Regions from separate parts of the Mus musculus genome. Here region 1 is linked to region 2. The links are chromatin loops, found by intact Hi-C in ENCODE. Cell type or tissue: left cerebral cortex. All regions are shown on one strand. Each heading gives the region's core, and the rest is flanking DNA. Links, peaks and the distances in the headings are about the cores only.

Region 1 (8,383 bases), core at 2,205-7,204, 160 kb before region 2:
GGAAGTGGCTGTATATAAAATTAGTTCAAACCAATTAGTAGCCTTCCTCTACACAAAGGATAAACAGGATGAGAAAGAAAACAGGGAAAGACACCCTTCACAATAGTCATAAATAGTATAAAAATACCTTGGTATGGCTTTAACCAAGTAAGTGAAAGATCTGTATGACAAGAACTTCAAGTCTCTGAAGAAAGAAATTGAAGAAGATCTCAGAAGATGGAAACATCTCCCATGTTCATGAAGTGGCAGGATTAATACAGTAAAAATGGCCATTTTGTGGAAAACTGTCTACAGATTCAATGCAATCACCATTAAAATTCCAATTCAATTCTTCATAGAGTTAGAAAGAGCAATTCTCAAATTAATTTGGCATAACAAAAAAACCAGGATAGTGAAAATTAGTCTTAACAATAAAAGTTTATTTTGTTTTAAATTGAAGTCCTTGATCAACTTGGACTTGAATTTTGTACAGTGAGATAAGTATAGATCAATTTATATTCTGCTACATGTGGATTGCCACTTAGCTAGAAGAATTTGTTGAATATGCTGTTTCTTTTTCCAGTGGATGGTTTTGGTGTCTTCATCAAAGATTAAGTGACCATAGGTGTGTGTGTTTAATTCTGGGCCTTCATTTTATTCCATTCGTCTACCTTTCTGTTCCTGTCCCCACCCATGCTGTTTTTTATCACTATTGCTCTGCAGTACACCTTGATGTCAGGGATGTTGATTTTCCCAGGAGTTCTCTTATTGTTGAGAATAGTTTTTGCTATCCCGAGTTTTCTGTTATTTCAGATGAATTTCAGAATTACTCTTTCTGGTTTTTCAAGAGTTGAGTTGGAATTTTTTTCCTTTTGCACCAAAATGAGAACTAGATGGTTTTAGTGCAGATTACTGTCAGACCTTCAAAGAAGACCTAATACCAACACTTTCTAAAATACTCCAAAAATAGAAACAGAAGGAACACTACCTATTCTTTCCTTTCCTTCCTTCCTTCCTTCCTTCCTTCCTTCCTTCCTTCCTTCCTTCCTTCCTTCCTTCCTTCCTCTCTCTCCCTCTCCTTCTCCCTCCCTCCCTCCATCCTTCCCTCCCTCCCTCCCTCTCTGTGCCTCCATCCCTCCCTTCTCTCTCTCTCTCTTTCCTTCCTTCCTTCCTTCCTTCCTTCCTTCCTTCCTTTCTTTCTTTCTTTCTTTCTTTCTTTCTTTCTTTCTTTCTTTCTTTCTTTGTTGTTTGCTTTTTCTATTTGTCATTGAGGAAGATTCCCTGACTGACTCCATAACTTCAGATTTGAGCTTAGCAGCCTCAGGTTCCTTTTTGCTTGAGTTGATATGCCATCTATTCTTATAGGATTCTTAGTTTTAATGTATCCTCATTACACTTCCAATGGTCCTGAGTCTATAGATCCTGAGACTACAGAAAGAGATAAGTCCTGACAATTATTTTAGCACTTCCTAAAGCTTTTTGTTTTTATAGTTTCTGAAACTAATAATTACATAATTTCCTTCTCTTTTTTTCAAAATTCATGATTTCTTTTTGCTTCTTTAATCCTTGTCTCTCTGTCTCTGTTTCTTTCTTTCTCTCTATCTCATGCACACACACACACACATACACACACACACACACACACACACAAGCTTATACTTATCACTATTTCCCTAAATATTTAAATACAACTTGTTCATTCTATATCTTACCTGAACAAGGACTATATAAATAAACATGTAAAGAATGAGAAGCAATATCTCAGTGAAGAAGATTGTGTGTCACCACTGTGTTCTTTTTATGCACAATGTTCCTGCCATGCTTTCCTTGACTGATTCTCTCTGCCACAAGTATCTGTATTCCTCTAGGCCCCAATGCAAACAGGACTGACAGTAAATTTAAAATTCTAGAAATGTGTTATGTAGCATAACTTCTGCTTCTATTGGTTGAATTATTTTAGAAATTTGCTTCAGTCCTGGGAAGTTGTTTAGCACAAATATGGTTTGAGTTTCAAATATTTCAAAACCTTTATGGGTTAAGACCTTTTTAACAGATAATTGCACCATTTTGAATGATGTTTGAGTATGTAAAATGTAAGATCTAAGAGGGTAGAAGGTAAAAGGTACATGCTTTTGAATGGAACATTTAGCCCACATCCATTCTTGCCACTCAGTGTTTACTGCCACTATGAGATGAGCAATATTGTTCCATCACACACCATTATGATGTGGCTCTGTGTAAGATGTTAACAGTCAATCATTAGAATACTTAACACTTTTTTATTAGATATTTTCTTTATTTATATTTCAAATGGTTTATCCTAGTTTCCTTTTTCAAATCGTTTTTCTTAGTTTCCTTTCCTAGTTTCCCCTCCAAAAATTCCCTATCCCTTCCCACCTCCCCCAGCTCCCCAACCCACCCACTTCTGCTTCCTGGGCCTCGCATTTCTCTATACTGGGGCATAGAACCTTCAGAGGATCAAGGGCCGCTCCTCTCATTGATGACTGGCCAGGCCATATTCTGCTACATATGCAGCTGGAGCCATGATTCCCACCACGTGTTTTCTTTGATCAGTGGTTTAGTCCAGGGAAGCTCTGGGGGCACTGTTTATTTCATATTATTCCTCCTCCTATGGGCTGCAAACCCCTTTAGCTCCTTGGGTACATTCTCTAGTTCCTTCATTGTGGACCATGTGCTCTGTCCAATGGATGACTGTGAGCATCCACTTCTGTATTTGCCAGGCACTGGCAGAGCCTCACAAGAGAGTGCTATGTCAGGGTCCTGTCTGCAAAATCTTGCTAGCATCTGCAATAATGCCTGGGTTTGGTGGTTATTTATGGGATGGAACCCCAGGTGGGGCAGTCTCTGGATGGTCATACCTTCAGTCTCTGCTCTGAACTTTGTCTCTGTAATCCTTCCATTGTCATTTTGTTTCCCCCTTCTCAGAAGGATCAAATCATTCCACACTTTGATCTTCTTTCTTCTTGATTTTCATCTGTTTTGCAAATTGTATCTTTGATATTCTGAGCTTGTGGGCTAATATCCACTTATCGGTGAGTGTATATCATGTGTGTTCTTTTGTGATTCGGTTACCTCACTTAGGATGATATTGTCCAGATCCATCCATTTGTCTAAGAATTTCATAAATTCATTTTTGTTAGTAATAATGCTTAACTCTTAAACAATGAGCCAGAGGAGATACTAATTCATTTGAATTTCTGTTCCTAGATATTTTTCAAATCAATTACAAGCTACTTCAGCAAGAGATAATTATATCCAGATCCCCATCCATATCTAGAGCTAGACAGAGCTAATAAACTGTACCTAGCTCTATGTTTCTGTGAAGATAATCCAATGTCAGTTGAAGGCATTATTACTCAGAAAACCAATTGAGAAATTACATTTTAATGTTATGACCCTCTCCATGATCAAGATACTATAAGAAGTACTCCTATATCATAAACCAACATCTCAGGTTAATGGTCTTTTCACACTGATACAAATGCAGAAAAAGAATCAGAAGCATAAACAACATTAATTGCAATGTTTAGAACTGTACTTTGCACTGAAGCTGTCTGACTGAGGCCATGAGATTAGTAGTAACTCCTCTCAGAAACTTTGATAAATTCCATGAGCTTTGATGTGAAATGAGGACAGGGTCGATGATTTTTTTTTTCCTGTGCTCTTGATCCTTATATACAAACAGATTTTCTTGAAAATATCATTCTCATGGGGAACTTGGTTTCTATTCCATAGATTACTAACTTAAAATGGATTTCAATAACATTGGAAGATACCACACTGGACAAATCATACACAGGAAGATATTTGTTGGATACTCACTAGGAGTTAGAGGCTGTTCTGGGAACATGTGGCACTGGAGAACAAAAGTATATTGTCTTTCACTACCACTCATACTCTAGGGCATCCTTTGTTTCAGCCCAAGGGAGCACATTAGCATTCCCTACAAAGCAGATATCTCCCTAATAAACTGAGATATTTAACTTTGTTCAGTTTCCACGTGAACGTTGGCTTTCTATTAGTTACGTTGTTAGTCCATGGTGATCTGATAGAATGCATGGGATATTTTCAATATTTTTGTACCTGTTGAGGCCTGTTTTGTGACTGATTATATGGTCAATTTTGGAGGAGTTACCATGAGATGCTGAGAAGAAGGTATATCCTTTTGTTTTAGAATAAAATGTTTTGTAGATATCTGTTAAATCCATTTGATTCATAACTTCTGTTAGTGCCCATGTGTCTCAGATTAATTTCTGTTTCTAAGATCTGTCTATTGGTGACAGTGAGGTGTTGAAGTCTCCCACTATTATTGTGTGAGGTGTAATGTGTGCTTTGAGCTTTACTAAAGTTTCTTTAATGAATGTGGCTGCCCTTGCATTTGGAGCATAGATATTCAGAATTGAGAGTTCCTCTTGGAAGATTTTACCTTTGAAGAGTATGAAGTGCCACTCCTTTTCTTTTTTGATAACTTAGGGTTAGAAGTCAATTTTATTCGATATTAGAATGGCTACTCCAGCTTGTTTCTTTGGACCATTTGCTTGGAAAATTGTTTTCCAGCCGTTAACTCTGAGGTAGTGTCTGTCTTTGTCCCTGAAGTGGGTTTCCTGTAATCAGCAAAATGTTGGTCCTATTTGTGTAGCAAGTCTATTAGTCTATGTCTTTTTATTGGGGTATTGAGTCCATTAATGTTAAGAGAAATTTTTTAAAAAAGGAATTGTTGCTTCCTGTTATTTTTGTTGTTAAATTTGGGATCATGTTCTTGTGGCTGTCTTCTTTTAGGTTTGTTGAAGGATTACTTTCTTGCTTTTTCTAGGGCATAATTTCCATTCTTGTGTTGGTGTTTTTCCTTTATTATCCTTTGAAGGGCTGGATTTGTGGAAAGATATTGTGTGAATTCGGTTTTATCATGGAATACTTTGGTTTCCCATTATGGTAATTGAGAGTTTTTCTGGGTATAGTAGCGTGGGCTGGCATTTTTATTCTCTTAGGGTCTGCATAACATCTGTCCAGGATATTCTGGCTTTCATAGTCTCTGGTGAGAAGTCTGGTGTAATTCTGATAGGCTTCCCTTTATATGTTACTTGACCTTTCCCCCTTACTGCTTTTAGTATTCTGTCTTTATTTACTGCATTTGTTGTTCTGATTATTATGTATCTGGAGGAATTTCTTTTCTGGTCCAGTCTATTGGTAGTTCTGTAGGCTTCTTGTTTGTTCATGGCATCTTTTTCTTTTTCTTTTTAAATATTTTTTATTATTACATATTTTCCTCAATTACATTTAGAATGCTATCCCAAAAGTCCCCCATACCCTCCCCCCTCCCCACTTCCCTATTCACCCATTTCCATTTTTTGGCCCTGGCATTCCCCTGTACTGGTGCATATAAAGTTTGCGTGTCCAATGGGCCTCTCTTTCCAGTGATGGCCGACTAGGCCATCTTTTGATACATATGCAGCTAGAGTCAAGAGCTCCGGGGTACTGGTTAGTTCATAATGTTGTTCCACCTACAGGGTTGCAGATCTCTTTAGCTCCTTGGATACTTTCTCTAGCTCCTCCATTGGGGGCCCTGTGATCCATCCAATAGCTGACTGTGAGCATCCAATTATGTGTTTGCTGCTCACAGTCAGCTATTGGGCATCTCTTTCTTTAGGTTTGGGAAATTTTCTTCTATAATTTTGTTGAAGATATTTGCAGGCCCTTTAAGTTGAAAATAATTCTCCTCTACTATTATCCGTAGGTTTGGTCTTCTCATTGTGTCCTGGATTTCCTGGATGTTTTGAGTTAGGACCTTTTTGCAGTTTGCTTTTTCTTTGATTGTTTTGCTGATGTTCTGTATGGAATCTTCTGCACCTGAGATTCTCTCTTCCATCTCTTGTATTCTGTTGCTGATGCTCACATCTATGTTTCCTGATTTCTTTCCTAGGGTTTCTATCTCCATAGTTGTCTCCCTTTGGGTTTTCTTTATTGTTTCTACTTCCCTTTTTAGGTCTTGGATGGTTTATTTCAATTCCATTACCTATTTTGTTTTGTTTTTCCTCTAATTCTTTAAGTGATTTTTGTGTTTCCTTTAAAGGACTTCTACCTGTTTAGCAGTGTTCTCCTGTATTTCTTTAAGTGAGTTATTAATGTCCTTCTTAAGGTCCTCTACCAGCATCATGAGATATAATTTTGAAACCGAATCCTGCTTTTCGGGTGTTTTGTGGTATCCAGGACTAGTGGGCATGCTTGTTTCTGATGATGGTGATTGTTCTTGGTTTCTGTTGATAAGATTCGTGTTTGCCTTTCTTTATCTGGTAATCTCTTATGTTAGTTGTTATAGTTGTCTCTGCCTGGAGCCTGTTCCTCCTCTGATTCTGTTAGCTTCTATCAGCAGTCCTGGGAGTCCAGCTCTTTCCTGAGTCGCAGTGCTCAGATTAGTCTCTGCAGGCAAGCTCTCCTCTTTCAGGGAAGGTCCACAGAAAGATGTCTGGTACTCAGATGGCCAGTCCCAGAAGCTGTGTTGCTTCTGCAGTCCATGTGGTCACCTGTGCAGACTGGTCTCTAAGAACCCAGGATACAAGATGGCTCTCTTACCTGCTCCAGTGGTCAGAGACATAATGTTAGATTTATACTTCTATTTTATCAAACTAGGAAGATGTGAGAAAATATTTTTTCAATAATATGCCCACACTCCATATTATTTATTTTCTTCCCTGTTTTTGACCATTGTCCCCTAATTTCTAACTAAGAAATATAATTATATCCATTTCTATATTTGTAATTTTTTTCATAAAATGCTCAAATCCTCTGTATACCTTGTAAATTGAATGTCTAAGTTACCATATATCTTGACTTTCCAACATCATTTGGTTCTTGCTACAGGTTCACTCTGTTTTGTATTTTTATTTTGCTGTCCAGACATTTCATTTTCTTTATGGTTTTGCCATACTTTACTTTTGTTATTTTCATATTTTAAATGAAGATTGTATAGTTGTGGTCAAGTAGTATAGTGCAGTGAATGCAGTGCAGTATATGCTTTTTTAATCATTAAACTCCAGGCAAGAAGTAGTCTGAATTGTCAGAGTTATGAGGACAGAGTTACTGAGAAAACAGGGTCCAGTGATGGGAAGGCAGATGATATAGGAGATTAACCTCGGGAGACCAAACCATGTTCAAGGACAGGAACTGGGCCACCTAGACAATGAGGATATGTGTCCCCATGTTCATTGCCTTGAGTCACTGAATTTGAACTTCTTAACAACACAAGATAAAATAATTAATACCTGTTGTGTCAATCTTTATTGAAAGTTATTATATAAAACTTAATATTAATATAATTCAAGGGCCAGAAAGTTGTTCATGGAATAAGTTCCTGCCCTTACAGAGAACATATTATTAAAATATATTATAGTATATTTTAATTGGTAAATTTAAACAAAGTTCTTGTTTCCTTTTTCAATGACATCATTGAATCATAAAATCTTACATACATCATATATGTGATAGCCACTTTAGGTTCCATATGCCCCCTTGATATTAATCTTGGCTAGGGTCCACCTCTCTGTTTCCTGGGCATTTCATTTGATAAATTTCTAACTTATTCCAAAAATGCCCCTCCCAATTCCGGTCTTTCTACCAATATCCCTTTATCTACTGTCACCTGAACCTTTATGTTCCCATACTCACATCTGCCCCCAACCCCACCAGTTTCTCTCATATCTATTCCATTTCCACAACCCACAAAAATTCATGTCTTGCCCCTTGTGCCCTTCTTCCTACTTAGCCTAATTGAGTCTTTTGATTGTAGCATGAATATAAATTATTTTACAGCTAAAATCTACTTGTGAGTGATTACATATTATGTTTTTCTTTCTATGTCTGTGTTACCTCAATCAGAATAATTTTTTTTAAAAATTGTTTTCCATTCCATTTTATCTATTCATTTCCTCCTTAAGGACCTTTACATTTTCATATAGTTGATTTTATGATCATTTGCTAGATTTTTAAAGTTGAAATTACTCAGTAAGCTACATTTCCTTTAAGTACAGCAGACAGAAAGAAGTCCCCTAGTAATTAGATCACCTCAAATCAAATATACAGTTGGTTTTTTAAGAAAAATTATTTTACTTTTTACTCATTCATTTTACATCCTGCTAACTGCCCCCCTCCTGGCCACCTCCCACAATATTTAACAGATCCACCCTCTGTTTGTCCCTCAGCAGGTAGGTTCATCATGGGTACCCCCCACCAATCCTAGCTCTTCAGTCTCTGCTAGGCTAGATGCTTCCTCTTCCACGGAAGTCAGCCAAGATAACTCTGCCAGTAGAACTTATCTCATATACAGGCAACAGATTTTTGGATAGCCTCCACTCCAGTTGTTCAGGACTCACATAAAGAGCAAGATGCA
Region 2 (8,383 bases), core at 1,959-6,958:
GGGAATAGGTACCCTCATTCTACAGAAGGAAAACTAAGGATAAGTTTCATTAAGTTGTCCAAGGTTTAACAGTCATAATATACTAACTGTATTTTTACATGTTGTTGTGTTGATTGATATACAGAGGCCCCTCTTTCCCTCTGAAGGATCTGTGATCATCATCATGCTACAGATTAAAATACTGAGGCTGAAAAAAAATGTCTTTTATTACCTTTGTATCTCAGAGATCATTTTCTGTGACTTCACATTCATTTCCCAAAAGAAAGCTGTTGTTCTCCACTGAAGCCATCTCACTGACATCGCTCTCTTTCTTTATGTCTTCCTCGTGGCTGAGGTTTTTAATCCAGTTTTTATGGGAGGGTATTAGGAATAGTATCAGCTCAAGTCCTTATCAAAACCTACCTATCAGCCAAAAGAAAATTTATTTTCCCAGAGTAATAGAGGTCAGTGAATAGGAGACAAAAACAGAAGATAGAGGATGACAGAGAAAAGGAAAACAAAGCAGGGAGAGAGGAGTCTTTGTCCCAAATAAGAAAGGACTGCCTCTAGGTAGAGAGGGGACAGATGTGACACACAGGAAAATGGCAATTAATATAGGTAAAATTGGAAATACTGTGTTATGATGAAGTGTTTAATTTTAATTGGGAATATTAATTTCATGAGCCAAAAAGGGAGATTTAATTGCCAGACTTCAATACTTTGATAGCTGGACCTTGGTAATCAGACTCAGGAGCAGGAAGTGGCCAAATAAGGAAACAGACCTTGGTTTCTAGCTTTAGTATATAATCTAACAGCTTTTGATAAGGTAGAGGGTATAAGGAGAAGGGCAAGGTCTGTCAGAGCCATGCTCAAATGGACCAGAGTCCCATCAAAGGGGATGTTTATATGTATTAGTTAGAGATCAGGATTTAGTTAATCACCTGGTGAGTGTCAGATGAATTTTGACTTTAGATGTGTAACATCTCCACCCACATATACTCTGATCTTAATCATACCAAAGATTTGGTTACTAGAATCTTGGCAGTATCAGATTAGCCAGAAACTCCCAATAATTTGTGACTGGCTATACTCCCTCAATCTTGTAGGAACATTAGTTGTGGCGAGATTTAGATATACCGACTTCAGAAAGCACTTGTTTATCTTCCTGTCTGGCTGGTCATTTAATAAGGAATCATATATGTACAAATACAATTGTGTATAATTGTCAAATGAAGCCTGCTATTCATAATAACCACAGCATAAGACATCTACAAAGCCTAGTGTCTTCCTCCCAACAATCAAGTTCTATGTGTGATTTTAAGACTAGAGATTATTTCTATCTGATCAATGGGCTTGCATCTATTTTCCTTGTGATTGCCAATTTGAAAGGGAATTAAACCTGGCTTCATTGATGGAGAGCGATCTCTGATTTTTACTTCAGACTAAGTACAACTGAAACCTATAAATGGACATGCAGATGGTTAGGCTCTCAATTTTAAATTCATTTCTTAGCAGAGAGAACACATAAGGCAGATGGGTACAAAGAAAAGAAAGGAAGGAAAGGAAGGAAGGAAGAAGGGAGGGAGGGAGGGAAGGAGGGAGGGAGGGAGGAAGGAAGGAAGGAAGGAAGGAAGGAAGGAAGTGAAAAATAAAAATAACTAGAGGAAATGAGGAAGGGTTCCAGCTTTGTGGCAATACTATTATATGTGTAATTTTCTAGCTTACAATAATTGTAAATCTAGGAACATTTACCTTAGATTGTAGAGGATTCATGAGGCCAGCAGGAATAAGTGATATGAAATTTGAAATACATTTGTAATTACCTTCCTTGGCCCAGGCAAATTGCACCTGGGTTTGCCCTTCTTTGTGTTGTCCTCTGGAGACACAGAACATTGTATAGCACAGAAGGATCTGGACAAACCTGGGGCAAAACATTGAGGATGAAGACTTAATGTCTGCTGCTTGGACACAGGTATGACATGGGAGACCAGCAGGTTCCTAGTTGCCTGGTAACAACAATCCTGACAGTAAACAACAATGTTTAATAATTAATGGATAATATCTAGGAAGGTTCTTCACAATGTTATGTCATCAGTGGTGGCTATCAAAATGACATCTTTGTTTATATGCTGCTTTATAGCTAAACCATCTTCACCTATGGTCTCCGGTCCTGCAGCCAGAGCTGTCCCTCAGCAGACAGTGACCTTTACATGCAGATCCCATGGATTCTTTCCGCGGAACCTCACGCTGAAGTGGTTCAAGAATGGAGATGAGATCTCTCACTTGGAAACTTCTGTGGAACCGGAAGAAACAAGTGTCTCCTATAGAGTTTCCAGCACAGTCCAGGTGGTGTTGGAACCTAGGGATGTCCGCTCTCAGATCATCTGTGAAGTGGATCATGTCACTTTAGATCGAGCCCCTCTCAGAGGGATTGCTCACATCTCTGAGTTCATTCAAGGTAGATGTTTCTGAATCCTAGCTCAGTAGCATACCTAGTCAGAATTGTTTGTTCATAATTCCTAGCAAGCACTGTTATATACTACCTAGATGGATGGGGGTTGGTGGTGGTCACAGAGTATGATCACTACATAAAAGGAATTGTACTTATTTTTACAGAAGAAATTAAACCTATACTAATTATGAACCACATATATCATGCACAGAACCTCTAGGCATTTAGTTTTTCCTAGTGTACCCAATAATTCTTCTTATAAATGTTACCTCTTCATATCCTCACCCCACCACAGCCTGAGTGCCTGTGTGAGAAGAGCTGTACTTATGTTTGCCTTCCTCTGAACAAAACACACATTCTGTATACATAATGCATTTGCAACAGAGGTGGATCCTTAACATTCAGCTCTTCTTTGGAGAATGTCTGTGCCTAGGTTCCATCTATCTCAGGTTCTTTCTGTACTTTTCAGTTCCACCCACCCTGGAGATCCGCCAGCAGCCAACAATGGTTTGGAATGTGATAAATGTCACCTGCCAAATACAGAAGTTCTATCCTCCAAGTTTTCAGTTGACCTGGTTAGAGAATGGAAATATATCCCGGAGAGAAGTACCTTTTACACTTATAGTAAACAAGGATGGAACTTACAACTGGATCAGCTGTCTCTTGGTGAACATATCTGCCCTTGAGGAGAACATGGTAGTGACATGCAAGGTTGAGCATGATGAACAAGCAGAAGTCATTGAAACCCATACTGTGCTGGTCACTGAACATCAGAGAGTGAAAGGTACTGCTACCAAGTCTGGTGAGGTCTTCACCCCACCCTTATGTCTAAATGTAAATTGGGCTTCATTTTTTATGTATAAGGTAACATTCTTGATTATTGTAGCATTATCCTGACAACAACAAAGTAAAATGTTAACGTCATATTTCATTCCCAACTTCTCACACGTCTCACATATCTTTCCACTAATAGATTAAATAATTAAGAATGGAAGGTATCATCAAATTCCAGTATCTTGCCCCTTCCCTGTTTTACCTAACATTTGTGAACATCCTTATGTTCATGTGTTTCCTTTACCATATCTTTACTGACTCCATTACATTTTAGATATTTCCTAAATATAGTGTCCTAATGGAGTGAAATTTCAACGGGTCACCTGACAACCTGTTTGTACACACACACACACACACACACACACACACACACACACACACACACAGCATATGATCTGGACTAATGAAATAAAGGAAAATCAAATGTCCATTGGAGCACTGCTATCACTAAGGTATAAGGAAAACTTGCTAGTAAAGTATTTCTTTTCAACTTGTTACGATGCTAGCAGTTAGTTTGCATTAGATTGGACCCATTTATGTGAATATCTTTTTCCTTCTCTTAAAACAACAAAAAAGATCCTCAACTCCAGTGACTTTTGAAAAACTCATGTTCCTTGGCATCCCCCCTTTGCTGTGAGTTCATTGGCTGGATAAACACTGGGTCGCCTAATTATCTATAAATATGCCAGTTAAAAATGTCAAGGTTAGAAAGCATCAGTCCATACAGTGCAAATATAGTCCACAGTGGGTGCTCAGGTAAATCATGATATTTTCATTTAAAATATATATTCAATAAATTTAACTGTAGTTCCCAACAATGATCTGAAATTGACTCTATTTTGAAATTTGTCTCAAATTATTTTTATACTCTATTTTGCACACCAAAATTAGTTTTTTTTTCATCCTTAAATTCTCATCAGCTTTTCCTATTAAACTCTTTCGAGCTCAAAAAAAAATCTATTTCTATGTGTTAAAAGGGTGAAATCAATTTTTCCTTAACGTTTCTAAAAAGTCATATCAGTCATCTGATAATGGGTATATTGTTGAATGTAATATTTCATGGAGAATGTTATCCATTTTATTTCTGAAATCAATTTCTCTTAAGGTTTATAAGAAGTCATATTACTCATACAATATCGGGTGTATTGTTTAATGTGGTACTTCTGAAGAATTTTTTGCATTTTTCTGAATTTTTACTTCTGCACTAGAATTTGTCAAAAGATTTTATTGACATTCATTTTTTATGCATTTTATTGGATGTTTTCTTTATTTACATTTCAAATATTATCTCCTTTTTCAGTTCCCTTCCCCAAAACCCACTATCCCATTCCCTGTCCCTCTGCTTCTATGAGGGTGTTCCCCCACTTTCCCATACACTCCTGCCTCCCCGCCCTGACATTCCCCTACACTGGTGCATTCAGCCTTCATAGGACCAAGGGTCTCTCCTCCCATTGATGCTCAACAAGGCCATCCTCTGCTACATATGAGGCTGGAACCATGAGTCCCTCCATGTGTACTCTTTGGTTGGTAGTTCAGTCTCTGGAAGCTCTGGTGGGGTCTGGTTGGTTTATGTTGTTCTTTCAGTGCAGTTGTAAACCACTTCAGCTCCTTCAATCCTTTCTCTAACACCTCCATTGGTGACCCTGTCCTCAGTCCAATGGTTGGCTGTGAGCATCTGCCTCTGCATTTGTCAGTCTCTGGTAAAGCCTCACAAGAGACAGCAATATCAGGCTCCTGTCAGCAAGCACTTGTTGGCATCTGCAGTATTGTCTGGGTTTAGCTTCATGTGGTCTGTGAGCTGTATCTTGAGTATTCTAAGATTTTTGTCTATTATGCACTTATCAGTGAGTTCATACCATGTGCCTTCTTTTGTGATTAGGTTACCTCATTCAGGATGATATCTCAAGTTCCATGCATTTGCCTGAGAATTTCATGAAGTTATTGTTTTTAATAGTTGAGTAGTATTCCCTTGTGTAAATGTACCACATTTTCTGTATCCATTCTTCTGTTGAAAGACATCTAGGTTGTTTCCAGCTTCTGACTAATATATATATATGTCAGATATATTGTATTATAATATATATTGTATAATAATGTATTAATATAATAATATATTATATAATAATATATATTAGTCAGATATATTATATTAGCATAGATATATATATATATATCTGCTATGAACATAGTGGAGCATGTATCCTTATTACATCTTCTGGGTATATGCCCAGGAGTGGTATAGCTTGGTCCTCAGGTAGTACTACTTCCAATTTTCTGAGGAACTGCCAGACTGATTTCCAGAATGGTTGTACCAGCTTACAATCCCACCAACAATACAGGAGTTTTCCCCTTTTTCATCCTCACCAGCATCTGCTTTCATGTGAATTTTTGAACTTAGCCATTCTGACTGGTGTGAGGTGAAATCTTACGATCATTTTGATTTGCATTTCCATGATGACTAAGGATGTTGAACATTTCTTTAGTTAACACAACTTAAGGTTAACTTTCCTTCCTTGATCTCAAGCTATAAATTCTATTCTGTTTATGTGAATTTTTTATTCTTTAGACTTTGTTGCTACTCTAAAGATATTATCTCCTGCGTTCTGTTAACTCCTGTTTTAGCTTGACCTTCTTTGTTTCCTTGAGGTGGGAGGCATCCATTTCAGTGTTTGATGCAAAAGAATTACCATTCTTTGTGTAACTATGGCATTTTGGTTTAATATAAACAATCATACCCAGTGTAGCCATTGGTTTTGTGATCATAAACACCACTATATCAGTAGTCAGAACTGAACTAAAAATTAGAATATATATTCTTCTATTTAAAGGTACTCTCCAGACCACAATAACTGGAGAGAATCTGAAGAATGTTCTCTATGGTAGATATAGAAATCAAGATTATTCTGGACGACTGTGGATAAAAACAGATATATTAAACAGATAGTCTAACCAAGATAAAAAGGTGATCACATTGCAGGAACCTCAAAAGACATTACTACTACTCAGAGAGATGGGATGGACTCTGAGAATTATTTCAGAGTGAAAAGGAGGGAGGAGGCAATAGAATTTATATTATAACTCTGATACATAAAGTTGGGTGTTTGCTTCTTCTTATGGGCCCATCAAGATAATTTGAATTTGCTTGTCTGTCATTTCAGACAAGGATATAGTTTCATGTCTGTTGCTATGATAAAATATCCTGACCACAAGAAACACAAGAGATGAAAGGTTTTGTTTAAATTACAATTGCAAGTTACATATGGAAAGTAAGGCAGGAATTCATACATCCAATCTACAGTCAAGAGCATTGAGATAGAATACCCCCAACATTTCTGTTTGCTGCCTGATGTTCACCTACATTTCTTCACTGATTTTATGCAGTGTGGGGCCCAGAGTCTAATGAAATGAAGGCAGTTACATTAAGAGTGATTTTACCATATCAGTTAACAATCAAGACAAACCTCCACAGACCTACCAACAGGCTAACACAATTTTACCAAGTCCTTAAAATGCAATGTTCTTACTAGGTAATTGTAGGTTGTGTCAAGTTAACATTTACAAGTATCAGATGCTGTTCTATGAACTTGGGCAAGTAAAAAATCATACCTCTGACCTTCTATATTCCATACCCCAGGTATTAGGATTATAATCCAAATTATGTATATTGTTGGGTATGGCTTGTTGGGATTGATCTGAGGGCCTCTAATATGTTGTGAAAACACTGCACCCAATGAACTATGCAACCATCCTGTTTCTATTCTTAAAAACAAACGTTAATCTTTGATTGACTTCAAAACTAAAATTAGATTTTCATGAGCAACAGAAAGATTTTAGATGGCATCTATACTAGTGTGGACATGGACTACATGATAGTTGAGATTCTAAATCATGAAATCTTTACTCTTGCATTCTTATGTATACAATTTTCATCCTTTTCTTGCATGTTTTCCAGCAAGCATTTCCATCAGGCTGTTTTATACTTCACTAGGATTCTTTTATTCCCCCAAATCTGAAATTTTCCAGGATGCTTATATCTAAATAAGGCAGCTTGTCAACTCTCTTCCTTTCCATTTACCATCCTCTTTCGTGTATATGCCCTGTTCACAGCTTTCCCTGAGTACTTGAGAGACTGAAAACCTCTTGGTCTAAGGATAATCTCTCAGGGATCGTCCAAAATACTACCAAGTAGAAGCATTTCTGGATCACACTAACCTTGTAACTCTCCCTAGGGATCAGTTCTCCTAGCATAGTGGGCACTATAGTCCCTGACCCACAGGATTCTGAAAATCAAGAATTTAACAGTTGACAGAGATTCACAACTCTCTCCTCAAAGAAGACAAGAAGTGTTTCATGATGAATTCAACTATCAGTGACCATGAAACAGTAACACAGATTTGGATCACATAAAAGCTCACTGTGGAAGCAGTTTATATTTTTTTGTGTAGTGATAGAAGAAAGAAAGCCATTAATCAAGACTCTTTTTAAATTAATTGGTAAAAACATGGAAGAGGTTGCTTATCACATAGAGAAATCTGGTAGAGATTTAAGTCCTAAATATCTGGGTTGGTTGACATTAGTAATCTGCTAAATTAATACATTCCAAAGAAAAATTTCTCCAAGTACATTCCAGATGATTCACCTAAATTGCCACAAAGCTGTTTGGTAAGGGACAAAGGAGGATAATATATGGCTATTAAGAGTCATAAATATGATAGAAAATAATTTGTTCTGGGTCTGCAATCTGCCAGAATTTATTCAAGTTCTAAAAATCCAACCATCCTTGTTTTTGATAGCCCAGGAGCTAATTATATTTGATGTTAATTCCATTCTCCTATGAGTGGCTGAAAACAAGGAATAAGTCAGCACTCAGGTGATTTCCTATAAACCTGTTTGCCACCTTTGTAAAATAAATGAGAACTGATGATTGGGCAGATAAAAGGGAAGGTGAAGCTGGAGGTGAGAGGGAGAGAAGAAGGAGAAAAGCAGAGCAGAAGCAAACGGCCTGGAGAAACAGCAAGTTCTAAGGGGTCTCACAAGCTGTGGAAGGTGGTAGTGTAGTGGTAGATTTGCCCAATCTAGGCGCACAGCATGTAATCATATTAACTGTGTTGTGTTTTC

What was found. Peaks named below come from ENCODE experiments on the same cell type or tissue, not always from the same donor. Only the 100,000 strongest peaks of a DNase experiment are listed, where the experiment ranks them.
Region 1: it touches region 2 in a loop (1.9-fold over the local background); 9 of 42 quality-filtered maps call a loop at or near these places.

What each region holds. Positions count from the first base shown.
Region 1 is chr3:15,560,927-15,569,309 of GRCm38, reverse strand. All of the region lies in intron 1 of Sirpb1b (signal-regulatory protein beta 1B), which reads left to right. Among named protein-coding and RNA genes, the nearest start is that of Sirpb1b, 9.9 kb to the left of the region's middle. In left cerebral cortex, for the core only: no CTCF peak of the experiment used is centred there; no DNase peak of the experiment used is centred there.
Region 2 is chr3:15,405,243-15,413,625 of GRCm38, reverse strand. Sirpb1a (signal-regulatory protein beta 1A) reads left to right here. Exons shown (of 6, transcript NM_001002898.1): 3 at 2,120-2,437; 4 at 2,901-3,215. Among named protein-coding and RNA genes, the nearest start is that of Sirpb1a, 17 kb to the left of the region's middle. In left cerebral cortex, for the core only: no CTCF peak of the experiment used is centred there; a DNase peak (open chromatin) is centred at 4,977.